Linked DNA regions of Mus musculus: region 2 is linked to region 1. The links are chromatin loops, found by intact Hi-C in ENCODE. Cell type or tissue: heart. All regions are shown on one strand. Each heading gives the region's core, and the rest is flanking DNA. Links, peaks and the distances in the headings are about the cores only.

What was found. A loop is a pair of places that touch in the nucleus more often than their neighbours do. Peaks named below come from ENCODE experiments on the same cell type or tissue, not always from the same donor. Only the 100,000 strongest peaks of a DNase experiment are listed, where the experiment ranks them.
Region 2: a loop joins it to region 1, with 2.2 times the contacts of the local background. A loop is called at or near these places in 11 of 42 quality-filtered maps.

The regions. Positions count from the first base shown.
Region 1 is chr15:76,812,033-76,828,019 of GRCm38, forward strand. Arhgap39 (Rho GTPase activating protein 39) reads right to left here and starts at 6,134. Exons shown (of 12, transcript NM_001168288.2): 1 at 5,960-6,134. In heart, for the core only: a CTCF peak has its summit at 6,182 (motif pointing right); DNase peaks (open chromatin) are centred at 5,059 and 6,199; H3K4me3 peaks cover 2,417 bases; H3K27ac peaks cover 2,290 bases.
Region 2 is chr15:76,763,139-76,779,125 of GRCm38, forward strand. Arhgap39 (Rho GTPase activating protein 39) reads right to left here. Exons shown (of 12, transcript NM_001168288.2): 2 at 2,347-2,513. The coding sequence starts at 2,426. Among named protein-coding and RNA genes, the nearest start is that of Arhgap39, 47 kb to the right of the region's middle. In heart, for the core only: no CTCF peak of the experiment used is centred there; DNase peaks (open chromatin) are centred at 7,353 and 7,653.

The DNA.
Region 1 (15,987 bases), core at 2,565-10,564:
TCCTATTTCTCTCTCTTGGCCTAAAGATAAGGATGCGGCTCTCATACAGCCCCAGCGCCATTTGGGCCGCCAGGCTACACATCACCATGTCAACCTCTGAAACTATAAGCAAGCCCTAAGTTAAATACTTTCTTTTGTAAGAGTTGCCTTGGAGCTGGGCAGTGGTGGCGCACGCCTTTAGTCCCAGCACTTGGGAGGCAGAGGCAGCCGGATTTCTGAGTTCAAGGCCAGCCTGATCTACAGAGTGAGTTCCAGGACAGCCGGGGCAATACAGAGAAACCCTGTCTCGAAAAACCAAAAAGTAAAAATAAAAAATAAAAAAATAAAAGAGTTTCCTTGGATATGTCTCTTCAAAGCAATATAATTAAGACAGGCAGAAGGATTTCAAAAGGAAAGGGTAGAAACAGAGGTTATGTGTATACCATGCACTTTCAAAGCATCTGTAAGATGCTTATCACCTGCCTGCAGGGAACTAACCTTCTCCAAGAGACCAGCTTTCACCAAGCTGGACTTCTTCACCATCATCTGAAACTATTAAATAAAATTAAAAGTTTTAGGAAGCAAAAATGAAATAAATGTACACAAAATCAAACAGTTTAAACTTCAGAAAGTAAGAGAGAAAAAAAAAAAAAAAAAGGCCCAGTTAACCAGGAGCAGCCAAAGTAGCCAAAGCAATACAAAAATAACAGGCCTGGCTGAGCAGTAATAAAGACTTTACTGCCAAAAGAGACCGGGAAGAAGGGGAAGATGGGAAGTGACCACTTGTAGATTTTACCTTCTGAGCCCTAGTGTAGAGAACTCGTCTGGCCTTTCTTTCTGTTAAGTTTTTGTTGTTGGCTTTTTCATTTGAGGTGTTATTTATTTTTATTTTATGTATATAGATGTTTTCCCTGCATATATATCTATGCCCTGTGTCCAAAGAACCAAGAAGAGGAGGGCATTGGATCCTCTGGAACTGGAGTCACAGGTGACACTTACCCTCCACGTGGGTGCTGGGAACCAAACCCAGGTCCTCTAGAAGAGCGGCCAATACTCTAAACCACTGAGTCATCCCGCAGCCCAGTGTCTGCTTCCTCTGAGATGGCGTCTCACGCTTCCTCTGAGATGGCGTCTCACTCTTCCTCTGAGATGGCGTCTCACTCTTCCTCTGAGAGAGATGGCGTCTCACTCTTCCTCTGAGAGAGATGGCGTCTCACTCTTCCTCTGAGACGGCGTCTCACTCTGAATCCCTGCCTGGCCTGGCGCTCACAGAGGTTCATCTGCTTCGGCCTCTGTATGCTGGGATGAAAGTCGTGCAGCACCACCACTGCCCAGACACTTTTATTTATTTTCTGTGCGCATGTGTGGACACGTGCATCTGCTTCGGCCTCTGTATGCTGGGATGAAAGTCGTGGAGCACCACCACTGCCCAGACACTTTTATTTATTTTCTGTGCGCATGTGTGGACATGTGGAAGGCAGAGACCGTCTTCTGGGAGTCAGTTCTCCCCTCGACTATGGGAGTCCTGGGAACTGAACTTGGGCCATCAGGCTTGGTGGTAGGTCTATCTCCTAGCCATTTCACCAGCCTTAAAAGTTTGCTTATTTACTTATTACTACAACAACAACAACAACTACTACTACTACTACTACTACTACTACTACTGTGTGTGAGAGAGAGGGCGGGGAGAGAGGGAGAGAGTGAGAGAAAGAAGGGGAGAGGGAGAGAGGAAGGCTGTAGGGGCTACAGGAGGATGTGCATAACATGGCATAAGGAAAGGTGTCAGAGAACAACTTTGTAGAATCACTTTTCTCATTCTACCAGGTAGGACCCAGAATAAATTCAGGTCACCAGGTTTGGTGGCAGCTGCCTTTAGAATCGAGCCATCTCTCTGGCCCTCTTTCATTTCTTTTCTCTATTTGACGTGGTGTATCATATAACCCTGTCTGGCCTCCAACTTGCTATTTAACACTGGATAACCCTGAACCTATGATCGTCCTGCCTCCAACTACCCCAGAGTATTGGGATTATAGGCATGTGCCACCACACCCAGTTTTATGAAGTGTTAGGGCATCAAATCCAGGACTTCGGTCACACTAGGCAAACACTACAACTGAGCTATATCCTCACCCCAAGCCTGGCCTCTCTCCTTTCCAAGATCCATATTTTTGACAGTAAATTCCACATCCAAGTAATTGCACACAGATTAGCTACTCGATTTAAAAAGTAATGAATAAGCAATGCTTGAGGGGTGCTTGATAGAATATTGAAAATATTTCCCATGCTGATTATTATGATTTTGCCACTGAAAACTTAAAAGTTAAAAGAAAAAAATCTGTACCACTGAATCAAAAATACAGACACACACAGATATACATAGACATACCACACATATACATACATACAAACACACACATACTCAAATACACACACACAGACAACTCATATCACACACACAGAGACATACCACATACACACATATATACACACTACACACATATACCATACAAATACAAACACATACAAACATACCTGTACCACAAACACACACAGACTTACATACAGACACACCACATACACACGCATACACATATCACACACACAACCTCCTACACACTCAAAACACCAACCGAGAGGAACAGATGATGCCTGGCTCTTCTCAGTATACACTGTAAAAAGGTTAGTATGCATTCTCCATGAGAGAATGACACATCACTATAACTCACAACAGATGCCAATAAAGTTCACTTATGTTACTGTAACAGCAGAGACGGACAGGACATTGGGCACTCCTAACTTGCATGAGTTCAAGAAGACACACCTAGGAAATGTCACCCAGGTCCTGATCACTGTAGCAGCAGACATGGGCAGTGCTAACCCAGGTGAGGAGAGACTACCTAACAGGTTGCTAACAGCTGCCCTAGGACAAGGTCCAGGTCAGACTCTGTCACAGGGCACAGGAATACCAGGGGCATAAGTTGGGAACAATTCAAGGGGCCAACAGAGACCGAACAGGGCAACACAGGAACCACAGAGGTCAGTAGCTGAGGGGAAGCGTGTTATCTGGGGAGGTGAGAAAGGAACAATGGGAAATGGGGCTCAGGAGCCAGTAACCAACTCATACTGTCTCTGCATGTCCATGGCTGGCTGCACATCTAGTCTACCTCAGTGAACACAGCTTTGTGACAACATAAAGCCTCACCCAAAAGGCCAACTGTGAGGATTGCTTGTAAGATCCAGTGAAAAGGTTCTGCCAGTCAAACTGGACATTTCAGCACAGGAACATAGTTCAAGGATTTTTTTTTTTCTTCTCTCAACAGCATCAAGGAGTCAAGACACCTCAGGAGAGGCTGCAATAGCTAGACTGCGAAACTATGCACGGACCCGTGAGTCTTTGTTGGGTGCAGTTCCTAATCCACAGCCCTCTGCCCCAGCAGGCATATGGCAGAGGCCAGAATGAGACTGGACTACTTTTTTCTTTTGTTTAAAGACATGGTCTCATATAACTTAAGTGGTTCATATAACTCAGCTTGGCCTCAATTCTTCTTTCTCCTCCCAAGTGCTGGACACCATATCCTTAGGAACAAACAAACAAACAAAACATTCTCACCTTCACTGCCACAAGTCTCAAGACCTCACTTAACTTTTCTATCAGAGTACGAATGCTATTTTACCATTTTCCAGAGTAATTCTGAGATAAAGAGGGAAACGTAATGACTAGATTAACTGTTTCCTTGAAAAACACAGCAATCCCCCTCACTTTGGTTTAAAGTCTATCTGAACTTCTTCCGGTAATTTACCAAGGCCCGCTACCATACAGGTAAAACCTGGCTCTCATTTTGTTACTTACGTCTTCAGTGTCAAAGTTTATCCTTAATAAGGTTACCTTTCTTAATTCAAAGGTAACACTGTGCAGTACAACACTGTAGGCCTGGCTCTCACTGCCCAGGGCCTGCATGCCCCCTTCCCTCTGGCAACACCAAGCTCACGTCTCCCGGTCAGCACTGTGGCAATCTGTGTGCTGCACGAGAGGTTTCCTTACCAAAGAGACTTTTAAAGCAACTCTATGCAATTAATTTATCTAAGTGTATAAAATTGTTCTTTTTTTCTTTAGAAAGATTTGCTTCCAACCAGCTAGATGTGTGTGTCAGTGCGTATGGGCACTTTGATATGAGAGATAACTCCTAAAATTTATCTTCTGACCTCTACTCGACAGAGCTGGCACAAACATAAAATGAAAATAATTAAACACACACACACACTAGCCCATACACACAAAATGAAAATAATTACATGTATGCACACACACATACATACTTGCACACACACAAGTACTTTGTGCCAAGCATGGCAATGCATGCCAGACAAGATCATGAGTTTGAAACCTACCTGAGCACATAGCAAAATTCAGACGAAATTACAATTTTAACACACACACACACTTAGTTTATGCACTTTGTAACACACAGTCCAACCTATACCTAACCCTGACAGCTTGCAATTTCGTAGCAAGAACAATTCCTAACACTCAAAACTTCCCAGGTGTGAAAAATTTTACAAGTCTTAAGTCACAGAGTCCTCACAACAGCATTCTGAGACCAATACTATTAGTGTACCCATTTTACAGCCAAGAAACCAAAGGCAGAGAGACCTTACCTAATACCACAAAGCCAGTAAAGGAGGAGTCATGACTCAAGGGCGGTCAGTCTGGCTCCAGAACCAGCACTCATTTTCACTCTGCTCCAGACTCTTACAAGACAGCTGATTAGACCACGAGCTGGAAGGAGTCACATCTCTCTATTCCCTCCTAGGCACTCAGAATCCCTTGAAGACTGGCTTTCCGGACTATCCAGTCACACCTCTCCTTCTAATTCCCTTCCCCCCACGTTCGTTGTAAAAAGGGGAGCAGGGACAAAACCACCTGCTGTTTACAGACTGCGCCCAGGACGCAGTGCTCAATTGCCCTCCCTAGCTCCCAAAGACAAACGTCCGTATTGTCTGCACCACGGGAGGAACTGAAGCCTTGCAACTGTACGTTTTTCTGCAGAGGTCACTGGAGGCCTGGCCAACCCGAACAACACTGAAGGGGGAGGGGGTCCAGCCGCATTTTTGCGGCTGAAGGTTGCGTAGCGCCCACAGCAGCTGCGGTGAGCAGCAGCATGGAACACACCCACAGCTGCCGCGCCCGAAGCGGGCAGCACGTTTTAAAATAAAGACAGCCTGCCTGGCCCGGGATGCACAGCCTGCCGGCTCGCAGCCCCCACCCACCCCACGCCTGCCAAACAGCAGGCGCCCAGGGAGTTCCAAGTCTGAAAGGCCGGGGAGAGGACCACCCGAGCCTGCCGCAGAGGCCCTGCCGCGAAGCCAGGGCGCACCACGCGCAAGCAAGCCACGACCCGACCCAGAGACGCCCACCGACTGCCGGGCATCGCGGACAAAGCCTAGCCCGCAAGATCCTCGTTCGGCAAGCACTATCTCTCACCACCCCCAAACGGACCGGAGCCCAGTGCACAGAAAGGGCACAAGCACACCACCGGCTCTGGGCCTGGACACAGAACGCACGCACACCTGTCCTCGGGCTGACTACACACACCTGTCTGCAGGCCGGGCACCCTCACATCTCACACCCACCATCAGGTCCACCCCAACCCCAACCACCTCAAGCAAAGGGCTCGCACACAACTATCTTGGCCAGGGACACACACGCACTCACGCCCATCCAAAGGCCGGGCACGCGTGCAGACCATGGCACCCTCACACCCACCACCCTCGGGCCCCTGCTCTTACGCAAACCCGCCTTCACACTCCCTGGCCCTTGGCCGCGGCGTCCTCCTGCGGACCCTCCCCTACCGGGTCACCTGGGGCCCCGATTTCTAGCACGACTGGACTGGGGGGCCTCCGCCTGGGCCAGGCCGTGGGGCCGCAGCGAGGCCTCTCCGCCATCTTCCCGGCCCGCGCCGCCCACCTCCCGCGCTCTCACCAGCCGGCCCTGCGCCCGGAGCGCCGCCACTGCCCCTCATCACCGACCGCACGCTGCGCCCCAGCTCCCGGCGGCTCCCGGCCGCCGTCGCCGCCGCAGCCAGCGCTTCACGTCCTGGGTCTCCGCCGCTGGTCCAGTGCGCTGCGGCCGCGCGTCCCCCGTCACCAAGCGCAACCCCCCGCCTCCGACTCCGCCCCCGCGAGGATGGTGGCGCCGCCAGGGGGCGCCGCCCGCGAGGCTGCAATGCGCCTGCGCCACCGCGCAGCCCCTCGGGAGCTCCGAGGGAGCCTTGCCTCTGTCGGAGGCCCCGCCCCCGATGCCGCGCTAGCCGGCCGTTCCGCTCTCACCTGTACCCGCCCACTTCTGGAGGTCTGGGTCACCTCAGGTGTGTCCTAACGTGGGTGTGGCGTGACTCTATTAGTTCTAGCCCTGCTGGGGTTCCTAAGCTTGAGATATACCTCTTCCTTGACTCTGGAAAGGTAGCTATTGTCTAAAATACTCTGCGTATTCCATGTTTGTAACTTCCCTTTATTATTTTCCTCCTTTTATTTCCTTGACTATTCTCGTAGTAACTCAGGCACAGCTTTAAATGTGCTCTCTTTTCTATTTTTTTTTTTTTTTTTGTAATGTGTATTGTGTGTGAAGCATGTGCACGCACGTGCCAACAGTGTCCGTGTGGAAATCGGAGGACAACTCCTTTCACCATGGGTTCTAATGACGGAACTCGCATCATCAGGCTTGCACAGAGAGCACCTCTACCCACTCCATGGCCCTTTTAACTTCTTATTAATTTTTTTTAAGAGAGAGAATTTCAGATGGCCCAGGCTGACCTTCAACTTCCCTATGTAGCGAAGGATGACTTTGAAACTCTAATCCCGTCTTCATCTCTCTTGTGCGAGGATTACAGGCACCATATCCGGTTTACACAGCTGAGGAGGTGAAACCCATTCTAGGAAAGCCCTTTACCTACTGAGCTACATCCTCAGCTGCCATTTGGGTTTTTTGTATTTGACGAGCTCTTGCTCTGTGTACCCGGGCTGGCCTCAAACTTAAAATCCGTCTTTAACACATTACAAGTGCGTTTGTCACCCTCCCAGACTTCGGAATATTCAGTGTTGTTGTTGTTGTTTTTGTTTGTTCATGTTTTCGTTTTTTGAGACAGGTTTCTCTGTGTAGCCCCGGCTGTCCTGTAACTCGATCAGTAGACCAGACTAGCCTCAAACTCAGAGCTATCTACCTGCCTCACTTTGCTAGTGCTGAAATTAAAGACGTGGGCCATTACTGCCCGACACCAGTTCTTTACTTTAAAAAGAAAAACACACACACACACACACAAAAAAAAAACCAAACTTTTTTTTTACCTTGGCTTGACAATTAAGAGTAAATACTGCTCTTCCTGAGGATTCAAGTTCAATTCCCAGCATCCATGTCAGGTGACTCAAAACCACCTATAATGCCTGACAGAGGTGGCACATGCCTTTAATCCCAGCACTTGGGAGGCAGAGGCAGGCGGATTTCTGAGTTCAAGGCCAGCCTGGTCTACAGAGTGAGTTCCAGGATAGCCAAGGCTATACAGAGAAACCCTGTCTCAAAAAACCAAAAAACAAACAAACAAACAAAACAAAACAAAACACCTATAACTCCAGCTCCATGAGATCAATAGTATTCATGTGTACACACACACACACACATTTTTTAAAATGGTGAAAATGAGCCTTCAGAATATTTTGCTTATTTAGTTTGTATGTCTGTAGGGCTGCATGTGTCAAGACCTCTGTAGAGATGTCAGAAGACAAACTCTAAAGGAGTCATTTCTCTTCGGCTATTGAGTCCCGAGGATGGAACTTGGGCCATCAAGCTAGTGGCAGGTCATCTCCAGCTCATGTCTTCATTTCTCTGTGTCGTATTTAAATTCCACTTGCAGACAAATAAAATGGCCCAAAGCTCTTCCAGGACTGCACACAGCGTTCCATCTGTATCCAGACCAAGAGAGCTCAGAGCCTTCCACACCCCGCAGTGCTGCAGACCCAAGCCCTGGGGATCTCCACTGTGCTCACACTTAGCACGTCCTTGCTGAGTCATCCTGGGCTCTGCTCTTAGGTATGGATGAGGGCTCCTGCTCTGTCTCCAGCCCCCTCAGCAATGCGGCTGGAAACAGACGTTCTAAATGCTGCAGAAAGGAACGCACAAGCAGCAAGGCTATTTATCTTTGCAAAAATGAAATTAACCGGGCTAGCAAGTCCTCGAGGGCCAGAAGCTCACTTCGAGTGTATCCTAAGGCAGGTGGTGACTGTGTCTTTTTTCCTATTGCCTGGGGTCACCTCATAGTCTTTTCCTGATTCAGCCTGATTCAGTTTAAAAAGATTCAGCTTGGAGTAAATGAAAGGGAGAGGGTGAGGTGTCAGCTGCTGCAGATCACGTTTGGGAACTGGAGGAGGGCAGGGCCTTTGTGGAAAGAAAAGCTTTACCAGGTAGAGGAAAGTAAAAGGTTTGAATTTCTTTACACAAAAGTTTTAGAGGGTGTGAGATATACAGAATATTGGCCTTTGGTGACGAATTTTTTTCCTTGTTCACCCACCTGAAGTAAGCTGACTTGGATGAAGGAAGACCGTCTCCTCCCTGCGGCTGAAGAAACATTACCAACATGGCTGACTGGATTCCTTTTGAGTGTTTTTTGTTTGTTTCAATATTTTTGAGATGTTTGTTATGTTTTATGTGCTTGCCTGAACGAGTGTCTGTCCCTGTACCACACATGCAGTGCCTGTGGAGGCCCAGAAGAGGTCATCAGACACCCTAGGATTGGAGTTGCAGACGGTTGTCAGCTGCCCTGTGGGTGCTAGGAACTGAACCCAGGTCCTCTAGAGGAACAGTAAGTGCTCTTAACTGCTGAGCCATCTCTCCAGCAATGCCCACCGCTAACCCCTGCTGCCTCTCCCCCCCCCCCCCACTTCTTTTTAAGATTTATTTATTATTATATGTAAGTACACTGTAGCTGTCTTTAGACACACCAGAAGAGGGCATCAGATCTCATTACGGATGGTTTGTGAGCCACCATGTGGTTGCTGGGAATTGAACTCAGGACCTTCGGAAGAACAGTCAGTGCTCTTAACCACTGAGCCACCTCTCCAGCCCCTGTCTCTTCCCTTTTGAACCTTTGGTCACAAACTTAGAATGAGTGCTGCTCACTCTCAAGCAGTCTTGTGTTTCTCTTCAGAAGGCTTTCAAAGATGGTGGCCATTCCATAACTTCTCAGAGCCCTTTAGTTAGGCCTCCTATTGGAAACCAAAAGTCTCCCTCCCATTACCAAACTACAGGACTGCACACACCCATCTCTGGCCTCCCACTTTCCCTGCCTGTGGAAAGTTTGCAGGCTGTTCTGCTCATTCTGAAGGTTGGACTAGAGGTCTGGACTTCTTTCTGTCCCTTGCATTATTAATATGGCCATTTCTATTGAACAGTTTTCAAGAACACTCAGATACATGCTAACATTGTTCTTTTTTGTTTCTTTCTGTATTTTATGTGCATGGGTGTTTTGCCAACAATATTTGTGTACTATGTTTGTGCCTGGTGCCTGTGGAGGTCAGAAAAGGGTGTCAGATCCCCCAAGGGATGGAGTGGGATGGCTGCGAGGAACCTAACATGAGTCCTCTGGAAGAATAACCAGTGCTCTTTAAAGGCCGACTACTTGGGCTGGTGAGATGGCTCAGCAGGTAAGAGCACTGACTGCTCTTCCAAAGATCCTGAGTTCAAATCCCAGCAACCACATGATGGCTCATAACCACCCACAATGAGATCTGATGCCCTCTTCTGGTGCTGTCTGAAGGCAGCTACAGTGTACTTATGTATAACAATAAATAAATCTTTGGGCTGGAGCGAGCTGGGTTGATCTGAGCAAGCAGAGGTGCTAAAAATTCAATTCCTAACAACCACATGAAGGCTCACAACCAATTGTTCAGCTACAGTGTACCCATATACATTAAATAAATAAATAAATAAACCTTTAAAAAAGTAAATAAATACATAAGATAAAGCCTGAGTACCCTCTCACATTATTCTTTGTAAAAACAAAATCCCTCCATTACTTCCTATCCTATGCACCCTACCATACTCTTATTTCTTTGGTGACTGTGTCCTGGAAAAACAAGCCTAGCACCTCAGTATCACCGTGTTTTGGTCTTCCCTTGTTCACAATTATGCACAGACACATTCCTGTTTAGGTTACTTGTTGAATACAGTGCCTTCGTCCATTATCACCTTTGTCTTTACCTCTGGGGAACATTCAACACCTTACCTTATGGTCGAATGGCCTTTGTTGAGAGGAGTTCTGATGCTTAAATTGTCAAGTGGGGAGGATTAAGAAATGTCCCAATTCTGGGCATGGTGGCACCTCCCTTTGATCCCAGCACTTGGGAGGCAGAGGCAGGTGGATCTCAATGAGGTCAGCCTTATCTACGTAGTATATTCTAGGCTAGCCAGGACTGCCTAACATAATCCTGGCTTAAAGAAAAGAAGAGGAAGAGGAAAAGGAAGAAGGGGTGGAGGTGGAAGGGGGGAGGAAGAGGAGGAGGAAGATGTGCCCCACCCCCCACCTCGTGACATTAGTGATACATACCTCTGGGCACTTCTGTGAGGGTGTTTCCTAAGAAGATTAAGGAAGGAAACCTGGGCCTGAAAATGGATGGTATCATGACATGAGCTAGGATCCCTGGCTGAATGAAAAGAGAAAAAGGAGAATTCTAGATGAGTTCTAGTATATCCTTGTCTGGGCTTCCTGATCCATGGAAATTGTAAACAAGCAGCCTTATGGTCCTTCCACAGCCGCAAGCCACCCCAGCCCCAACATGCCTTCCCTACTCTATTTTCAAGCTGTGAGCCAGAAGAAGTCCTCTCTCCATTGTGTTGGTTCTTGTCAAATACTTGGTAACGGCGACAAGAAAACCCACACAGAAGCACTGAGTACAGAGGTCCAGGGCTCCCAGGAAGTGACCCTGTCTGTTGTCTGCATATAACACAACAGGATGTCAGTTTGTGCTGAGACAGGAGGAATCAGGTCACACAGGTAAGGACAAAGCCACATGTGTCTTCTGGTAAGAGGACTTGTGGTGGGAGAGGGACTGTACGACCTCATTTCCTTTCCTCCTCCGCTATGAATATAAGGAAGGACTCAGACCCTGGATGAGGGTTTCCTTAGAAGGCAGTATAGATCTGTGTGTTCATAGGTCTTTTCATCACTGATACAGAATAGCTGATATAAGGCACAGTGGAGGAACCTATTATCCCAGCACTCAGGAGACAGAGGCAGGGGGAATCACAAGTTCTAGTCTAGTCTGGGATACATTGTAAGACCAGCCAGTGATAATGTAACAAGATGGCATCTCAAACACATAGAAACAAAATGTGACATAAACCCCAACCAACTCCCAAGATTGTATAAATACATAAAAAGCAAAATAAAAAGGAGAGCAAAACTTTTAAATAAGAGCAGCCTAAAGGGGGATGGGGGTAGAGAGGTGGGTCATCTGGTGAGGCCACTTGCTGCTATGTCAGAGAAGCTGGGTTTGGGTCCCAGGATCCACATGGAAGCTCATAACCCTAATAACTGCAGTTCTACGAAGTCTAATGCCAACTTCAGGCCCCTCCCCTACGAGCACTGTACACGAGCACTACACAAGCATACATGCAGGCAAAACAGCCATACACAGAAAATAATAATAAACCTCCAGCCAGCCCTTATTTAAACTTTTTCACAGTATATCTTGATTATGTTTTCCCCTCCCTCAACTCCTTTCAGATCCACCCCTCCAGAATGCCAGCCTGGTCTACAGAGTGAGTTCTAGTATAGCCAGGCCTAAACACAGAGAAACCCTGTCTTGAGAAAACAAGAAAGAAAGAAAGAAAGAAAGAAAGAAAGAAAGAAAGAAAGAAAGAAAGAAAGAAAGAAAGAAAGGAAGGAAGGAAGGAAGGAAGGAAGGAAGGAAGGAAGGAAGGAAGGAAGGAAGAAGGAAGGAAGGAAGGAAGGAAGAAAGGAGGAAGGGAGGGAGGGAGGGAGGGAGGGAGGGAGGGAGGGAGGGAGGGAGGGAGGAAGCACCACCACCACTAACCCCCCCACACACACACACACAAGAAAATCTCACAAAAACAAACAGACAAAACAAACAAAACCTCCTAGAGTCCCTTTTGCTTTGCCTAACTTCTCCTGGCCAGGGGGCCTGCCCTGGACTGCTGTTGATATACCCAGTGACTCTCCAATGGAGAAAACTAATTTCCCCTTTTCTAGCAGGTATCAAATGCAATTGTCTTCTTGGATAGACTTTGCATCCACTTCCACTTTTCTGTCCTCGGATTTTTGTCTCATTTGAATCTATGCTGACCTTGTGCATGCTGTAACAGTCTCTGTGAGCTTATATACATATCAGTCCGGTTGTGTCTGGAAGATGCTGTTTCCTTGGTGTCATCCACCATCTCTGGCTCTTACAATCTTTCCACCTCCTCCTCTTCCTCATAGACCCTTGAGCCCTGAGGTAATGATGTGATGAAAACATGCCATTTAGGACCAAGTACTCCAAAGTCCCTTACGTTCTACCTGTTGTTCAGTTGAGGGTCTTTGTGTTAAGTACTATCTACTGTAAAAAGATGTACTCTCTACTCGGATGGAGGTTGAGTGATGCAGTGTATAGCAATATGCCATTTAGAAGCATTTTGTTTCTCTTTATATGGATTTGGCAGAATAATAATCAGTTTTTCCACTGCCCAGTGACCTTGGCTACTTATTGTTCTGTTTCATGGGGTGGGTCTTAAATCCCACCAAAAAGTGGTTGGTTACTCTTGTAACATTTATATCATTATTAAACCAGTATTCATCATTGGTTATTCTTTTAACAGTTGTATCACTATTAAACCAGTATTCATCACAGGCAAGTCACTGTTGTGGGCTACAGACTTCATAGCTGGGTTATACTAAGGATGACTTTTCTCCTCCACTAGTGTACAGAGTAATTCCAGCACCATGAATGCTAGTCAGTGGGAGGTAGAGAGACGCTAGAGTGTCGTGGGACCTTTAGGCTAATGATTCAACAAGATGTAACCCATTCCCAGCACTGGAGGTTTTAGCCAATGACATAAGATGTCTAGTTGGGGCACTGTCTCCCCTATTATATGTTTACTCCATTTAAATCCTTTTTATATATGTATATATTTAGGTAGTTGCCATAATAGTGAGTTTCGGTGTTTTTGTAAAAAAGCTTTTAGCGTTAGTAATCTCTCCCCATGATCCCTCTCTTTCCCTGCCCTCCCAGCTCTTTCCCCATTAATCCTACTAGTTTCCCACCACAATCCTCAATAGACACATGTGTGTCCATTCAAATTGAAACATGCATATTGAAAGCTTAAGTACTAATGTAGAAGAGATAACATCTAACACTTGGCTTCTGGACTGGGTTATCTGACTCAGGACGGCTGACCTGCAAATTTCATGTTTGTTTTTCTTACTGGCTGACTAAGACTCCATTTTGTAAATGTACCACATTTCCATCATCTATTCACTAGCTGATGGGCACCTAGGCTGTTTCCAGCTTCCTGCGATGAGCATGTGTAAGCAGACCCCTCTGCAGTAGGAGGTAGCACACTTTGGGTGTATACCCAAGAATGATATAACTGGATTTTGAAGTAAATCAATTCTCAGCTTTTTGAGGAACCTCTACACTGGTTTCCATGGTGACTATGTCAGTTTGCATACTCAGCATCGAAGAGTTTGTGTTTCCCCTTTCCTAGCATCCTTGCCAGGATGAGCTGTCATTTATTGATGTTGGCCATTCTGACTGGGGTAAGATAAAATCTCTAAGCAGTTTTAATTTATATTTCCCTGATGGCTAGGGATATTGAACATTTTAAAAAATGTTTCTCAGTCTTTTGTACTTGATCTTTTGAGAATTCTCTGCTTCATTCTGTATCCCATTTTCACCAGGGTTATTTGTTCTCTTGCTGTTCAGTTTTTTGAGTTCTTTATATAAACTAGATACTAGCCTCTACCAGATGCACCATGAATAATGTTTTTTCCTATTCTGTAGGCTGCCGCTTTGCTCAAATGATGCTGTCCATTGCCAAACAAAAGATTCTTAGCTTCATGAGGTCCCATTTATTAATTGTTGGTCTTACTGCCTGTGCCATGAGTGTCCACTCAGAAAGTCCTTTCCTGTGCCAGTGAGTTCAGACCTATTCCCTGCCTTCTGTTCTGTGAGATTCAGAGGGCCTGGTCTCATATTTAGGTCTTTGATGCATTTGCAGATGAGTTTTGTTTAGAGTGATATCTTTAGATTTTTCTACATGCAGGCATTCAGTTTGACCAGCACCATTTATTGAAGATGCTAGCATCTCCAGTATATATTTTTTAGATTCTTTTTCAAAAATCGGGTATCCATACCCGTGCAGATTTATATCTGGGCATTCAATTCGATTTCACTGATCAATGTGTCTGGTTTTGTGCCAATATAATTTTTTTTTACTATAGCTCTGTAATATAACTTGAGATCTGGGGTGGGATATCTCTAGTAGTGATTTATTGTTCAGAGTTGTTTTAGCTGCATTTTTTGTATTTTCATATGAAATTGAAAATTTCAGTTTCTCTAAGGAATTGTGTTGGAATTTTTTGCATTAGAATTTTTGTTGATTTGTTGTTGTTGTTGTTGTTGTTTGAGACAAGGTTTCTCTGTGTAACCCTGGTTTTACTCAAACTTGCTCTGTAGGGCAGGCTAGTTTCAAACTCACAGAGATCGGCCTGCCTCTGCCTCCTGAGTGCTGGGATTAAAGGTATGCACCACCACTGCCCAACTTTGTGTTGGATTGAATCTGTAGATTGCTTTTGGTAGTACAACTATCCATAACTTTAATTCCATGTGTGTGTGTGGCTGGGCTGGGGGTGGAGGGTCCAGTGCCTTATTCTGGCCACTAAGGACACTGCTCACATGAGGTGCCCAAACATACATGCAGGCAAAATACCCATACACATAAAATAAAAATAGCACAATCTAAAAGAAAATTTAACTCAGGGGGTGGGGAGCCATCCTCCAGGTCGGTGGGTGTCTGGATCCAGTGACCTGTGCTTTGTACATGTGGTGGTTGAAACTGAGGCCATTGAGGCTGTGTACCAGACTGTGTGGAAGCCACTGGCTTGGGCACAACTCACCGAGATGACAAACAGGAAGGGAAAGAGGAGGAGCACCCGCTCTGTCGTTTAGAAAACATGGCGTTCTTCCTCTGGCCATCTCCGTGCGAATCTACAAGAAGGGTGATACTGTAGAAATCAAACAGGTGAGCACTGTTCAGAAAGAAACATCCATTAGAATCATCAGGGCAAGACTGGAAGCATCTAGTGTTACCCAGCATGCCGTGGGCATCCTTGTCAACAAGCGAGATCCTTGCTAAAGAATTAATGTCCAGATTGAGCATATTATGTACTCTAAGCGCTTGAATAGCTTCCTGTCATGAGGGAAGGAAAACGATCGAGAAAAAAGGAAGCCAAAGAGAAAGGCACATGGGTTCAGCTGGGTACAGCCTGCTCCGTTAGAAGCTGCACACTTTGTGCGACTAATAGAAACCCGAATTTGTAGCTTAATATAGAAAGAAAGAAAGAAAGAAAGAAAGAAAGAAAGAAAGGAAGAAAGGAAGAAAGGAAGAAAGGAAGGAAGGAAGGAAGGAAGGAAGGAAGAAAGAAAGAAAGAAAGAAAGAAAGAAAGAAAGAAAGAAAGAAAGAAAGAAAGGATGGAAGGAAGGAAGGAAGGAAGGAAGGAAGGAAGGAAGGAAGGAAGGAAGAAAGAACGTAGACTATAAAATGCATGCTGTGTCACTACAGCGCACTGCCCAGCCACTGCAACAAAGACAGTGCCCTCCTCCCACCTGTGGAAAGGCTAGCTATCGACCTCTTGAACAGTACAAGCAGTTGTTCTGAAAGGATAAGGGGGACTTACAATAAATAATAAATACATTTCAGTCAAGCCTGGTGGTGCATGCCTTCACTCTCAGCACTCAGGGGG
Region 2 (15,987 bases), core at 4,084-12,083, 47 kb before region 1:
CATGAGCAAGTTGGGGAGGGCACCTTGAATTAAGGAAAGCACAGCCTGCACACAGCGCTGCAGCCGGGGTCTAACAGTCATGCTCTGGCGAGTTAAGTGGGTAAGAAAGCAGGTTTGTTAGCTGCTGGAGAGCTGCTCACAGTGCTTCACTGCCAGCCAGGACTCAACCCTATGAGCAGCAGGAGGCACTGATGTTTGGTGGCTTCCTACTGACCCACCTGGAGATACAGTGGGCAAGGATTATTTGGTGATAATGTTTGAGATTGATTGTGACACACACCTAGCTCTCAGGAGCTATAGGCAGGTGAATGTCTGTGAGTTCAAGGCCAGGCAGGGCTACATAGAGAGAGACTATTTCAAAAAACAACCAAAGAAGTCAATGGAAACACATGGGTAAGCTAAAGTACCCCAGAGCCTCAGAACTTTCAGGACATGAACAGAGGGTATGAAGTCTCAGAAAAGGGAAAGGCAATTATAAACAAGATAATAAGAAGAAATGGGTTCCAGCCAGCCACAGTGGTGCAGGGTTGTGGGGATGCTTGTGAACAGCCATGTGGGTGCTTTAATCCCAGCACTGGAGTGCAGAGGGAGGCAGATCTCTAAGTTCAAGGCCAGCCTGGTCTACAAAGAGAATTGCAAGACAGTCAGGGCTACACAGAGGGAACCTGTCTCAAACAAACAAAACAAAAACACAAACAAAAGAAAGGGAAAAAAGAAATTGGATCATTTTAGAGTTGAAAGTCGGGTCAACACTTCACACCACACCCAAGTATAGATTCCAAATTGACCGGCACGCCATGGACTGGAATGTAACGCAGTGGGAGAACACTTGCTTGGCATCCATGAGGCCCTGCATTTAACTCAGAGCACAAAACAAATAAACAACAACAAAACCTGGTATTGGAAAACTGAGTGAAAGATTTAAAAAAAAAAGTCTGAAGATGAACTGTGATGTGTGCAGTGTGCAGGGTTTTAGCTTGCTCTGCCATTAAAGACCTAAGTTCCAAGCTGCACAGCAACCCAGCAGGTGATTGCCTGACCCCTGTAAGGGTCTGGCAGACTACGGTAGGTGTACACATAAGCCCAGTTGTTGTTAGTACCTCTGTTTGTTTGTGTTTCTGGTATTGTTTTACTATGCCTGTGCACCATGTGTGGGCAGTGCCTGCAGAGCCCAGAGAGACAGTTTTGCAGTCCCTGGAACTGGAGTTACAGATGGCTGTGAGTAGCCATGAGGGTGCTAGGGGTCTGGTCCTCTGTAAGAGGAGCCAGTGCTCTTCACTGCAAGTCATCTCCCATCCACTGCTTTTTGTTCTCTGAGACAGAGTCTCACGCATCCCAAGCTGGCATCAAACATTTCATGTAGCTGAAGCCAGCCTTAAACTTCTGATCCTCTAATCCTCTACTTCCCAAGTACTGGAATTATCTCCCTATACCACTAGGCACATTTTATGTAGTACTGTAAAGTGTAGGGCTCTGTGTATGTTAGGTAAGTACTCTAACCAGTTGAGTACAGAGACCACTTTTATATTGGTTAAGGGTACCAAAGTCATGAAAAGGCTGTGGAAACCACTTAGATTGGACAAGGCTAAGGAGGGCGAGAAGGCAGAGGCAGGCAGAACTGGCTGACGGATTCTATACTACATGGGGACAGAAGTGCTATACATACAACTGGGAATACATGGTCTCTATGGTTCAGGGTGTCAGAGGAGATCAAAGCCTGTGTCAACATCAGATCTGATCAGTGACTGTGTCCTGGTTATGTGAGTCACCTGACAGACACACACTCAAGCATTCAAGGCCTAAGGCAGAACACTTGTGACTTGCCCAAAGTGACTCAGAAAGGACAGATGACTGATGGCGACGACTCGGAGCAAGAACACATGGACATTTCTGGGACTGTTCTTTTTTTTTTTTTTTTCTGTTACTGTGGAATTATTTTCAGATAAAAAGCTGCACATCAGAAAAATAGGAATGAAGAGGCATGACTACTGGAGTCTGTATGGACACTGCCCAGAGTGCCCAAGAAAACGGGCGAAGTTCATATGTGCAGCCCAAACATCAACATTCTGGGGGCGGGAGGGGACAGGCTGGCCTCTGCCAAGTGTGCAGGTATCCCCGCAGTGAGCGGCTGTGCTGAGAACACTGGACTAGAGAGACAGGAGCAGGAACAACCACTGGAGGACGGTGAGAGAAGGCAGTGCACATAGGCAGCCATGTGAGCAGACTGGGAGAACTACCACAGGCCAGTCAACAGCCCTGGAGCCACACGACCTTTTCTCTGAACAGTTGCTCCCCCACTTCCCCAGGGCCGGGATAACTCATCGGGAGTGGATGCTGCCTCCTTACCTGGTACTCGACCCCGGAATCCTGGGCTCCTGCTCATCGACATGATGGCTTCTGCATTCATAATCCTGTGCCTGTGACATTGCCATCTGCTTCCTTAGTGCTGACGTGAACAGTTGTCAGAGGATCATCAGGTTGCCTCCTCCAGCATCACACAGGAAGAGGCCACACTAGGGAGAAAGAAAAGTGGCTAAGCACTGATAGGAAATGCAGTGATGTCCACACCACACATGAAATTACAGTCCATCCTTCTCTCCTGCCAGATAGCTGGCTCAATAGAAAGCAATTCCCATGCCTCAAGACTCCTTGGGGAAGCCACTCCCGGCCAGCTTCTCTTGTACAGAGGGAGAGCCTGATGGCCAACTGCCTCCTGCTGGGATTCCACTTGGGCCAGGGCAGGTGCATGAGTGCTTCAAGAACTACAAAGCTAGAGGATGCACTGAGCACCCAGGCCTCACCCGTGGATGACGTCTGGCCCCAGCACAGGATGCTGCATATGGGGAAGTTACTGTGGAGATGAAGCTGGGCACAACATACACAGGGTATGGCCTCATGCACAGTGGAACTCAGGCACGCAAGGCATACACAGATTCCTGTGACAGTGAACAGGCTCTCTCACAGGCAGATTGTGCTGTTGAGAAAACACATGGAAAGGGACCCCTGAGCCTATGCTCATCCAAGATAAAAAGCCATCCATGTTATAAATGTGAAGGCTGAAAAAACAAAATGAACTTTTAGGAAAACCAGAGAATGCTGGGTTTTATAGCGGGGTCAGATCTCTGAGACAGTCACAAAACCAGCTCCCAGAGGAAAAAAAAATAGTGAATTCGACTGTGATAAAATTAAGATTGAAGATATCTACTTATCAAGAAACCAAGAACAGGCTAGGTGTGGTGGTGCATTCATTTAGGGGGCAGAGAACCCTGGTCTCCAGAGTGAGTTCCAGGCCAGCCAAGGCTACAAAGTGAGATCCTAGAAGGGGGGTTGGGGGAGAGGGAAAGGAAGAAGAAGAAGAGGAGGAGGAGTAAAAGAAGGAGGAGGAGGAAGGAGAGGAAGAAGAGGAGGAGGAAGAAAAATGCAAATCCAAAATGGGAGGCGTTTGCTATATAGTGTGTCCAGCTATGGCGTGTGTGATCTGATAACGGGCACACTAAACATAAGCCAATGCTGCTGATACAATGATAAAGAAGGGGCGAGTAGACAGTGCAGACGGCAGTCATGGAGACGGCTCCATTTCACTCCTCAGGAAGTGCTCTTAAAGGCGTGTGACATGAGCACTCAGCAAACGGGAAAGACAACAACTACCAAGTGCTGGCAAGGGCAAGAAGAGCACTTACATCCCAGTGCTGGGGCTGAAGGGCCCCAAAGGAGGACACATGCATCGACCTGACCACTTCACAGAGGCCACTGTGGCAATGGCAACAGTGAGGGATGCCAAGTGCACACCAACTCCGTAGCAGGAAGTGAACCCATACACACACTAGGGTTTCCTTTTAAAAACCCGAGAAGCACTTGTGGCTGTATTAGAATCAGATCTGACAGGCTCAGGACTCAACAGTGCCAGGAGGGGATCAGGGGCCATTCGCTGTCTCCAGCCAGGGCGCTGCTGCTTACACGGTGCTGATCCAGGAAGCTCACAGTGCTACAGGCTCTGTATTCAGGTCCCTCACCCCCCATCCCCACCACACACAAACAGCCACGGCGAACAGAATACTACTGGGGTTCTGTCTTACTCTTTACCGACTCCCAGATGGCATTAGATTTATGCCTTCCCTCAAACCAGGGATATTCCATGGATATTAACTGCTAATTTAAGGACAAATTCAAAAAGGTTCTAATTACCAGGTAAACCAGGTAAGGTGGCACACACTTATAATCCAAGTATTTGGGAGACCAAAAAAAAAAAAAAAAAAAAAGAAAGAAAGAAAGAAAGAAAGAAAGAAAGAGAGAAAGGAAGAAAGAAGAAAAAAGAAAAGCTATTATAACAAAGAAAAATAAAATTTAGAAAGTCACTAGGTCATAAACATATATTCTACTAAACTGGAACTATTTAAAAAGTATAAATTTCTAGTTATATCACCTAACAAATGTAAACTGAGATGAAATATTTAAGCAGCTCTATAAGAAGGCTGGAGAGATGGCCCAGTGGTTAGAGCCCTGGCTGCTGTTTTTGAGGACCTAGTTTGATTCCCAGTGCCCATATGGCAGCTGGTAACCATTTGCTACTCTGCAAGGAGCTCATTGCCCTTCTCTGGCCTCAATGGGCACTTCATATGGTATACACACATGTAGGCAAAACTCCTATACACATAAATAAAAATTAATAAAAAATAAAAATGCGCTAACTAAAAAAAGTTCTGGCCCAGAAAGATCCACTGGGCAATTTAGCAAAGAGAAAGAGAAAGTAACGCCTGTGCTTCTCAAACTAGTTCATAAGCTAGAAGGCAGCCTCGCCCACCACCACACCGCCAATACCACACTGGTTATGAAATGGAAGAGGACTGGATGGAATATAACCAAGCTCTTTTTATAAAGCTAGGAAAGACACTAGCAACATCATCAATAAAGGAAAATTATAGACCAATTCCCTGGTGAGCAGAGATGCAAATAGTCTCAACAAAAATACTTGCAAATTGAATTCAAGAACTGTGGGGAGCTGAAAAATTCTGACTGGGTAGGCAAAGAATGGGTAAAATCCCGAGTGAATGTATTGTTGGCACGGTACGACTGTGCTGAGAGCCAATGCCTTCCTTGGGTCAGGCTTGGAATGGCAAAGCTTCCTCTGGTCCAAGTGTGAGTTTTTATGAACAACTGACCAGTGGTGCAAACACTAGCAAGCCCAGTGTCCTAGCGTCCCAGTGTCCCCCTCCAAGAGGCTACAGTGGCACCAACAGAGGTGGCCTATGGGGACCAGCTAACTCCTCCACAGTGTTGCACATAACCAACAGGCCCACCTGAGCCCAGTGTTCCTACACATCTATCCTTTCCTCACGCTCTCACAGTCCCTGTCAGCTTTCCGAGAGGCGAGGTGCTCAGGACACACACGGTAAGGAGCACAGCAGAAGGTAAGACCATGCTGTATCCCACAGAGCCTGGGGTAGTTCAACAGATGTAAACCAATAAATGGAAGCTATCAAGGACAAACATCATATAATCTTTTTCCTTTTTTTTTTTCCTTTTTCTTTTCCTTTTCCGAGCTGAGGACCAAATCCAGGGCCCAGCAAGCACTTTACCACTGAACTAAATCCCCAGCTCCATATGATCAACTTGATAGAGGAAGAAAAGGTTTTTGACAAAAATTCCAACATCTTTTCTTGAAAAAAGTTCTTAAGAAACTCCAAAGAGAAGGACTTTTCAACCTAACAAAGGCTCTATACACACAGCCTATGGCTAACACACAATTAAACAGTGAGAACACCAAGTGTCCCATTAAAATCAAGAACAAGAAAAGGGAGGCCAGCCTGGTCTACAAAGTGAGTTCAGGACATCCAGGGCTACAAAGAGAAACCCTGTCTCAAACAACCAAAAAAAAAAAAAAAAAAAAAAAAAGAACAAGAAAAGGGTATACATTTTCTTCACTTACATTCAATATTGTACAGGAAATGGTAGTTAAAGCAGTCAAACAAGAGAAGATAACAAAAAGGACATAAATAGGAAAGAAAGATGTCAGAGTCTGCTTATTTGCAGGTGAGCTGAGTCTTTATGCAGAAGACCCCGAGAATTCACAAACACTTTCACAACGCTAGTGAAAGAGACAACAGCCTTTGTAACCAATGCCAAATACATCAAGAAATAAGAGAAACAATTTCATTCACAACGGCCTTGAAACAAACCTTGAAAGAAAGCTAATCAAGGAGGAGAAAGATGTCAACACGAAATGTTTAGTGCACTGAAGAAGGGGAAAGACATGAGAGAGAAAAGGAAAGCTCCATGCTCAGGGGCAGGAGTATCCGGAAAAACAGCCATCTGACAGCAACTGACATACTGTGTGCAATCCCCATTAAATACTAACACCCTCTCATCTCAGCACAGAGAGAACAATATTAAAATCCATATGGAAGCACAAGAGAGTTTAGATAGCCAGAGCAATCCTAAACAAAAGGGTGTGCTGGATGATAACCGTCCTTGATTTCAAGCTGTACTAAAGAGTGATAGTAATAAAAATAGCATGGCACTAACACAAAATCAGACGCACACATAGATCAATGGAACAGAATCAGGGAGCCAGAGAGAAGGCCATGGAACTAAAGCCACTGGTCTTTGCACACACAGGAGAAACCAGTCTCGTCACCAGCAGTGCTGGGGACACTGGGCAGAGGCCGGAGAGGAATGAAACTGGGCCTTCCTTTCACCCCGGACAACACTCAGCCCTAAACGGATCAACACTCAGCTCTAAGAGTCTGCAACTGCTAGAGGGAAAGGAGAGAAAGCACTCCAAGATCTATGCACAGACTTATGCATATATCTTCTTCGGCTGGCACAACCCAAGAAGAAAGACAAAGTGCTTTTAAATTTCTAATTTTACTAATTTAAATTGTATGTGGTATGGATGAGAGAGAGAAAGCAAGCGAGAGCGCTCGCATGTGAATCTGTATGTGTGAGTGCAGGAGGACAGAGGAGATGGAGTTACAGAAGGTTGTGAGCCACCTGACATGGGTGCCCCAGAAATACAAATTGTTAGTAAATAGTTTTTACAAGTGTTCAACATTCTTGCCCATCAGAGAAATGCAAAGTATTGACATTTCAGGTGATTTTTCTAACCTTTGTCAGAAAGACTGTCATTTCGAGAACAAGTGACAAGAAATGCAGGTAAGGATGTGGGAGAAAAGACGTGGCCACTGTTGGTGGGAATCTAAAGTGGCACAGTCACTTTGAAAATCACTGTGGCGGTTTCTCAAAAAATAAAACAAAACAAAAAAACCCACAACTAAAAATAGAGCTATCACGTGACCCGGTTACGTCATACCCGGGCATAGCCCCCAGAGGGCTCTGATTCCAACTACAGAGAGAAACACTGGCAAGCAATGTTCACTGCTGCTCCAGTCACAATCAAGGACACCCGGTAACCAATGAACGGACCATGAAAATGTGGTGGGTACACTGGGGAATAAAGACATATGACTTTGTAGAAGAAAGGCTAGAACTGAAAATACACTGAGTAAGGCTGAGTAAGGCAGCCCTGGCTCAGTAGACACACACCATACATTCTCCTCATATGCAAATCCTCGCTGTGACCTTTTGGACTTGTATGTTTAATTTGGAATGTCTGCAGGGGTTAAGAAACTAGCAAGGCCCCATGAGACAGGAAGCATCTCATGGGAGGAGGGGAGGGGCTGTAGAGCACATGATATTAGAGTAGATCGGAGAGATGTTGGGGATGAAGAGGTCTAAGCTGAATGTTGGCCAGGAAGAGGAAACAGGAGAGGGTTGTGGAGGAGGGGGACCTGAAACTAAGGATGTACGAAAAGACCTTATAGTAATCCACTCCTTTGTAAGCTAATTTAAAATATATACTTAAAAATAAAAAAAAAAAAGAGTCTGAATTACCCTTCCTGATTTATGCTGTTCCCAGAAACCACAGGGAGACGAGGGACAGAGACAGGACAATCCTTACAAGCCCAAGGGTGTCACTTGGCCTGGCACACTCAATGAATGACAAGAGGCTGTCTCGAGCCAGGGGGAAGGCAAGAAGTATCATGTCAAGTGTCCTTTGACCTACACACACACACACACACACACACACACACACACACACCAGAATCAGTGTCGACTGTGCAGGTGTTCCGTACCTACAAACCTGAGATTAAAGGCAGGCATCACCATGCTTCTAAAGATTACTTTAGATGCATGTGTGTGCACATGTGTTTGGGAGTGCAGGGTGTATGAGTGTAGAGGTCAGGAAAAACCACTTGGAGTTCTCCATTATTCTCCACCTGCTCTCAACACAGAGCTCACTGGAAGCCACCAAGCCCCTGTATTCTCTTGTCTCTATCTACTTCTGAAGCTGGGGCTATAGGTGTGTGAGTGTGTGTGTGTGTGTGTGTGTGTGTGTGTGTGTGTGTGTGTGTGTGTGTGTTGTGTGGTATGCATGGCTTCTTATGTGATGATTCACATTCTGTGGTGACCCACTGCTCAGCACTGATACTGAAAATTACAGTTTTTCTGGTTTTCTCTAATCTATCTGGCTGGAAATGGATCAATTTTACTGGTAATAAGGCAGTTTTTAAACTTTTTTTTTCTTGACTTAATACCACACTATTTGCTTTCTTTTAATGTTTTTTGTGGGTTTTGGTTTGGTTTTGTTTGAGACAGGATCTGCCTATGTATCCCAGGATGTCCTCAGACTTAGAGACCCCTCTGCCTCTGCTTCCCAAGTGTTCGGGGTTAAAGGCATGGTCACCACATGTGGGTGTTGTGATTCTTGTAATTTCTTAAATAAACATTTTCAGATCTTAAAGCTTTGTATGTGTAAATGTTTTACCTGTGCACCACTTGATCAGAAGGTGGTATCAGCATCGAGATCCCCTGAAACCAGAGTTATAGTTGGTTGTAAGCCAACATGTGGATGCAAAGAGCTGAACCCAAGATGGACCTCTGCAAGAGCAGCCAGTGCTCTTAACAGCTGAGCCATCTCTCCAGCCCCTTTTACTAATATGGAAATAGAGTTTAATGATTTGTGCCTTAAAAAAAAAAAAATCTAGGCACCAGAGAGATGGGTCAGTGGTTTAAGAGCACTAACTGCTTTTACAGAGGACCTGGGTTCAATTTGCATCACCTACAAAGAAGCTAACAACTATTGATAACTAGAGTTCCAAGGGGCTCTGATGCCCTCTTCTAACCTTTTCAGGAAATGCAGATGTGGTACAGGTAAAAACACTCATCTACACAAAATCAAAATAAATCTTAAGAGCCAGGCAGTGGTGGTGCACACCTTTAATCCCAGCACTTGGGAGGTAGAGGCAGGCGGATTTCTGAGTTCAAGGCCAGCCTGGTCTTCAAAGTGAGTTCCAGGACAGCCAGGGCTATACAGAGAAACCCTGTCTCAAAACAAACAAACAAACAAACTTCCACTCTGGCCATTTGGTGAGCACCTGTGACCCCAGCACTGGGAGGATACCTGTGGCTACACAGAAAACATGAGGTCAGTATGCACTACATGGCCCTGTCTCAACATACAGATTCACTCCAATATGGAAGTTAGTCTTAAAACTTCTAATCAGCTTTCATGACTCATGACACCCTACCAATTTGGACATACTATATTTTCATTCCAGTCCAAAACAACATCACCAACTTCTTCCAGGGGGCTAGAGAGATGGCTCAACCGTTAGGAGCCAAGTTGCTTTCCCAGGAAACCTGGGTTCAGTTCCCAGAATCCACATGGCAGCTCACAACAGACTGTAACTCAGTTCCAGAAGACCCAGCATACTTCCCTGGCCCATGCAGGGATCAGGCACACACACGGTGCACAGACATTATATAGACAATACACCCATATACATAAAGTCTAAAAACAGTTTACTGATTTACCTTGAATTTCTCTTTGATTAACAAATTATATAGAAGTATGTTATTTAATAACATGCCAGATTTCCAGATTTTGTTTTGGTTGTGGGGACAAAGTCTCACTAGATAGCCCAGACTGGACATGCAACCTTCCAGCCATAGCCTTCCCTCAGCTAGGATTGTGGGCGTATGCCATCACATTCAGATCTCTGGGTATGTTTATTGGTTTCTGATTTAGTCTCACTCTTGTTAGAGAAATTACTGTATTCTGAATATTCAATCTTGTTAAGATGTTTGATGGTCCAGGTAGGGAGTGGTGGTGTACACCTCTAGTCCCAGTATTTGGGAGGCAGAAGCAGGCAGATCTCTATGAGTTCAAGACCAGCCTGGTCTATTACACAAAGTGTTCCAGGCCAGCCAAGGCTACAGAGAGATATTGTCTCAACCCACATGCCCCTCCCATAAAAGATATTTGACAGCACAGAAAAGCTTTTTTTTTGCAAAGATTCACTGAATATTCATATTCTCAAAAATAGTATTTTTCACAATCTCCAGGCAGAATATATGTTTAGGTGGGAGTTTTACCCAGCCAGGTGAGGCTAACACTGACTTGGTTTCTGTTCATCCAGTCACTGTCAAAATCGGACATTCTTATTTCAGCTCTTACTGACTGCTAAGTACATTTATGGAGTCTTTGGAGTTTTGAGATAGGATCACTCTTTGGAGCTCAGGAGTATGGAACTGTCTTTGCCTACAGGCACTAACTGCCTTGCCTCTGGCTAATCTAGACTTTAAAGCACATGTCCAATCCATACATGAAGTGCCCAAATCTTTTCTGAACTAATGGCATAGTTACAACAACTTTTCCTTGTCTGTTAAAACTGACATTTGTTGCAGGGCAGTGATGGCACATGCCTGTAGTCCCAGCACTTGGGAGACAGAGGCAGGTGGATTTCTAAGTTCAAGCCCAGCTTGGCCTACAGAGTGAGTTCCAGGACAGCCAGGACTACACAGAGAAACAAACAAAGAGAATAATTCTAAAACAAACAAAAGGCTAACATTGGTCAGTTTTATGACACTTCTGATTTTTCATTTTAGTATGCTAGCTACTTTTACGTCAACTTTCCTACTAGAGTTATTTATCTCAAAGGGGGGAGCCTAATTGATAAAATGCCTCCATATGCAAGCCTGTAGGGAATTTTCTAAATTAGTAATTTACTGGGGACAGCACAGCCCATTATGGGTGCTGGCATCTCTGGGCTGGTGGTCCTAGTTTCTAGGAAGGCAGGCTGAGCAAACCATGGGGAGCAAGCCAGCAAGTGTCACTCCTCCATGGCCTCTGCATCAGCTCCTGCCTCCAGGCTGTTTGAGTTCCTGCCCTCACTTCCTTCGAAGATGAGCAGTGATGTGTAAGTATAAGCCAAATAAACTATTTCCTCAAGGTGCTTCTGGTGATGGTGTTTCATCACAGCAACAGTAACCTTAACTAAGATGCCATAGACTAGGCTATCTTTTCCTGTTTTGGTATATTACACTGTTTGGTACCCAGGTCAGGATAAGCCTACCCATCTCCTTACATGGTTTCTTTGTGGGGATATTTACTTCTTTTCTCCTTTGCTTACTTACTGAGTCATTCATTTACATAAGTGTGCACTTACAGATATTTATGCTTCAGACTGCAGTCCTATGTGGCTGGTTTTATACAAATTATTTCAGCTTTGGTTACTAGGGATGCTTTTTGAAATTTATTATTATTTTATGTGTTGATGTTTTGCTTCCAAACATGTATGCGCAGCACATGTGTGCAGTGGCCACAGAGAACAAAGAGGGTATGAGATCCTTTGGAACTGAAGTTACAGGTTATTAGTCACAATATTGGTGCTAGGAAATGAACCTGAGTCCTCTTGAGGAGCAGCCAGGGCTCTTAGCTGCTGAGCCATCTCTCCAACCTAGTGGGAACTCTTAATGGGTTCCTGAGTTCCTTTAGATGTGCAGTCATTGTGGGGTCTGCTTTTGCTTTGGCTTGTCCTGACTTTACAGTTCTGTATGTGAGATGAGTAAGGTGAGCCTGCCCCAGTCATTTCAGTCCTTTCTGCTAGGACTGCTGGCTCCTCTCATCACAAAATAGCTTTAAAATAAAGATTGGTACCCCAGGGGCTAGAGAGGTGGCTCAGTGGTTAACGCATGTATGCTCTTCCAGAAGACATGAATTCAATTCTTGGCACCCACATGGCAGCTCACACTGACCTGTACCAGTTTCAGGTTATCCAACACTCTCTTGTAGCTTCCACAGGCACCAGGATAGCACACAGACATACAAGCAGGCAAAACAGCCATACACATTTAAAAACCAGCTCGCACTGTAGACGTGTTCATTCGGTCTGTCTCTTCTAGACCTCCTCCCTGGAGGCAGAGCGCGGTGTGCACACTGCAATGCAGCGTTCTCCTCCAGTCAGTCACCTTGAGGCAGTTACTGTTAGGACCACAGTCACGGCATCTGTATTAGGGACGCGTCTATGTGCCATGACAATATGTCTGACAGAGTTCAGCTCTAGGAGCAGTTTATCACGGCAGGGGAAGGAAGGCAGCAGAGATGGCTGCTCACACTGGATCCAGTGAGGAAGCAGAGAGAAAAGAAAACTGTTGCTCAGCTCGCTCTCATGAGTCCTCTTTATTCAGTTTAGTACCCCACTCCACTGAATGGCACCACCTATATTTAAGATAGGTCTTTCCAGTTCAATTAACCTTGTCTAGACAACCTCTCTTAGACACACTTGAGATTTGTTTCCATGGTGACTCTATATCCCATCAAATTGACATCCAAGATTAATCATCATAGCAGCAGGTGGCACATGGCTTTGATCACAGCACTAATGAGGCAGAGGCACGCGAATCTCTGTGAGTTGGTGGCCAGCCTGGTCTATAGAGCAAGTTCCAAGAAAGCCAAAGCTACACAGAGAAACTTTGTCTTGAAAAAAATAAAATAAAATGAAGTTAATCACCACAGCCACAAAACAGTCAGAACACAGCAGATATATGGGTCCATAGCAATAGTGGAGCTGCTGTTTGCTCTTGGAGGGTTGTCGGACAAAATTTATTGCTAAATTTTGTAAGGTAAACCATTTGGAGCTGAAGAGACTCCTCCGTGGGTATGAATAGTGTACTGGCTAGTTTTGTGTCAACTTGACACAGCTGGAGTTATCATAGAGAAAGAAGCTTCAGTTGAGGAAATGCCTCCATGAGATCCAACTGTAAGGCATTTTCTCAATTAGTGATCAAGGGGGAAAGGCCCCTTGTGGGTGGGACCATCTCTGGGCTGGTAATCTTGGGTTCTATAAGAGAGCAGGCTGAGCAAGCCAGGTGAGGCAAGCCAGTAAAGAACATCCCTCCATGGCCTCTGCATCAGCTCCTGCTTCCTGACCTGCTTGAGTTCCAGTCCTGGCTTCCTTGGTGATGAACAGCAGTATGGAAGTGTAAGCCGAATAAACCCTTTCCTCCCCAACTTGTTTCTTGGTCATGATGTTTGTGCAGGAATAGAAACCCTGACTAAGACAAATTGGTACCAGCAGAGTGGGGTATTCCTGTGACAAGCTGACCATGTTTTGGGGAGGACTGTGGAAGGACTTTGGAACTTTGGGCTTGAAGATCCATCCGTTGTTAAGAGCTCTGTTGGATGTTGTGTAGGAGCTTGGAAGATAACGTTGAGAACAGTGCAGAAGATGGAGGCCTGGCTTGTGAAATTTCAGAGGGAAAAATTAAAGACTCTTTTCAGGGCCATTGCTGTTCTGATAGTGAAGATTCTGTAGTTCTGGTTAGCTGGGGCTGAAGAATCAGCTGTGATTAACAAGATACCAGAACTACTAAAGCAAAAACTTTGCATTACTGGGACTATTGATGCTGGTTAGCTGGAGCTAAGAAATTAGCGGTGATTAAGAAGAGACCAGCATCATTGAGATGACATTTTCTGGGAAGTGTTTTCTGAGAGCACAGTGGCTGTGTTCCAGATATAGCCAAAGTCGTACATTGTGCTGTGGCTGGACTTGGTAATATGTAAGGGTCACCCAGGTGGTACTGGTTTTGAAGGCATGAAGGAGTTGAGCAGAGCAGCTGAGGCTTGGCACTGTGAGAGGCCATGGAAGGCCATTGGTGAAGGTGCAGCTTCAGTTGCAATTGAAGGCCCAGGACTGAAGGGGTCATGAAGTGTTTTGGAGATGCCAGTACGATGAGATGACCACCAAGAGCAGCAGCAGCAGTGGAGTACAGGCAACTGGAGCCTAGAGGACAACGTATGTGCTACAAAGGGCATGGCTGGAGAAGTGACCCAAGCCCTTGGAGGAGCCCAGAAGATCCTGAGTTGGATCCCAGACATTGGACGGTTGGAGATTGACTTTTGCTTTTGATTGTGACTGTGCCCTGATATTTTCCCTCTTGAAGGAAGAAACTGTTTTAGTGGAGCCCACAGTTAAGAGACTTTTAAGTGTAAAAGGACTTTGGATTTTAAAAGAGATGGATATTTTAAAGAGATTGAAATTTTAAGAATATGTAAAGACTGTGGGACTTTTAAAGTTATTTAGATCTTGGGGATGAATAAGATTGTAAGGGTTGAGGCTTACTAGTGATGTTTTTGTGTGTCAAGTTGACAAGGGGTCAATTGTACTGGCTAGTTTTGTGTCAACTTGACACAGCTGGAGTTATCATAGAGAAAGAAGCTTCAGTTGAGGAAATGCCTCCATGAGATCCAACTGTAAGGCATTTTCTCAATTAGTGATCAAGGGGGAAAGGCCCCTTGTGGGTGGGACCATCTCTGGGCTGGTAATCTTGGGTTCTATAAGAGAGCAGGCTGAGCAAGCCAGGTGAGGCAAGCCAGTAAAGAACATCCCTCCATGGCCTCTGCATCAGCTCCTGCTTCCTGACCTGCTTGAGTTCCAGTCCTGGCTTCCTTGGTGATGAACAGCAGTATGGAAGTGTAAGCCGAATAAACCCTTTCCTCCCCAACTTGTTTCTTGGTCATGATGTTTGTGCAGGAATAGAAACCCTGACTAAGACAAATAGTTATTGCATCTCCAGAGGACCTGAAGTCAGCTCCCAGCACCTATGTTGGACAACTCATAACTGCCTATAACTTCAGCTCCAGGGGATCCAATACCCTCTTTTGAACTCTGTGAACGCAGACACATACATTCACTAAAATGAATCTTTTAAAACATAAAGGCAGCTCCGTGGCTGTGGGTCACACCTTTAATCCCAGCATTTGGAAGGCAGATCCCTTTTCCAACTCACACCGACTGTCACATGGATCGATACAGTATCTTCCCTTTGCTGTCTCCCATGTTTCTTATGCTTATTATAAGACACCCCTCCCCCACGTGCCATTGCTGTGCCTGATTATTCAGTCCCAGTGTGCACACATAGCAGGTGACCTACATTCCCATGGAAAATCCATTATCATTCAGGTACAGGGCTCACATTCAATCACAGTTATAACCGTGGCTGCTGCTACTTATCTAACTGCAAACAGGCACGCTCAGAATTATCCAGTTAGTAAGATCATACTAAGCTGTTTTTTCTCAAATTTAATCAAGGTGATTAAAGCTTGGTCTTTTCATCTCTCTTCGTTTTATTCACTCAGATATTTCATCTACAAATGCCTGTCTCTGAGAACTGAGGGTAGAGAACTTATTTTTCCATTCCTTTCAATTGCCAACTTATTAATTTCATATCATCATAGTCTCTTCTGTAACCACAGCTTTTCGTTTCTCAGTCTTAGTCTCACAGTCTGGGGCCGTGTGTAAGAAGGCTCAGTAAGTAAAACCGAGCGCCTGTCTAAGTCTGAGGAGCTACGCTCAATGCCAGGAACCCACAGGGGGAAGGGAGAGAACCCAGTCCCACAGTTATCTCTGACTCTCTTTCTTTTCTTTTCTTTCTTCTTTTTATTTTTTACTTGTTTTTTTAAGACAGGGTCTCTCAGTAGTCCTGGCTGTCCTGGAACTCACTAGATCTGTCTACCACTGCCCTGCAAGTGCTGGGACTAAAAGTGTGATGCCCACGATTTATCTCTGACTTTTACTCTCACAAATAAATTAATGTTGGCAAATTAGTAAAAAAGGAACTGAGGGATCACTGTCTTCAGGCACTGAG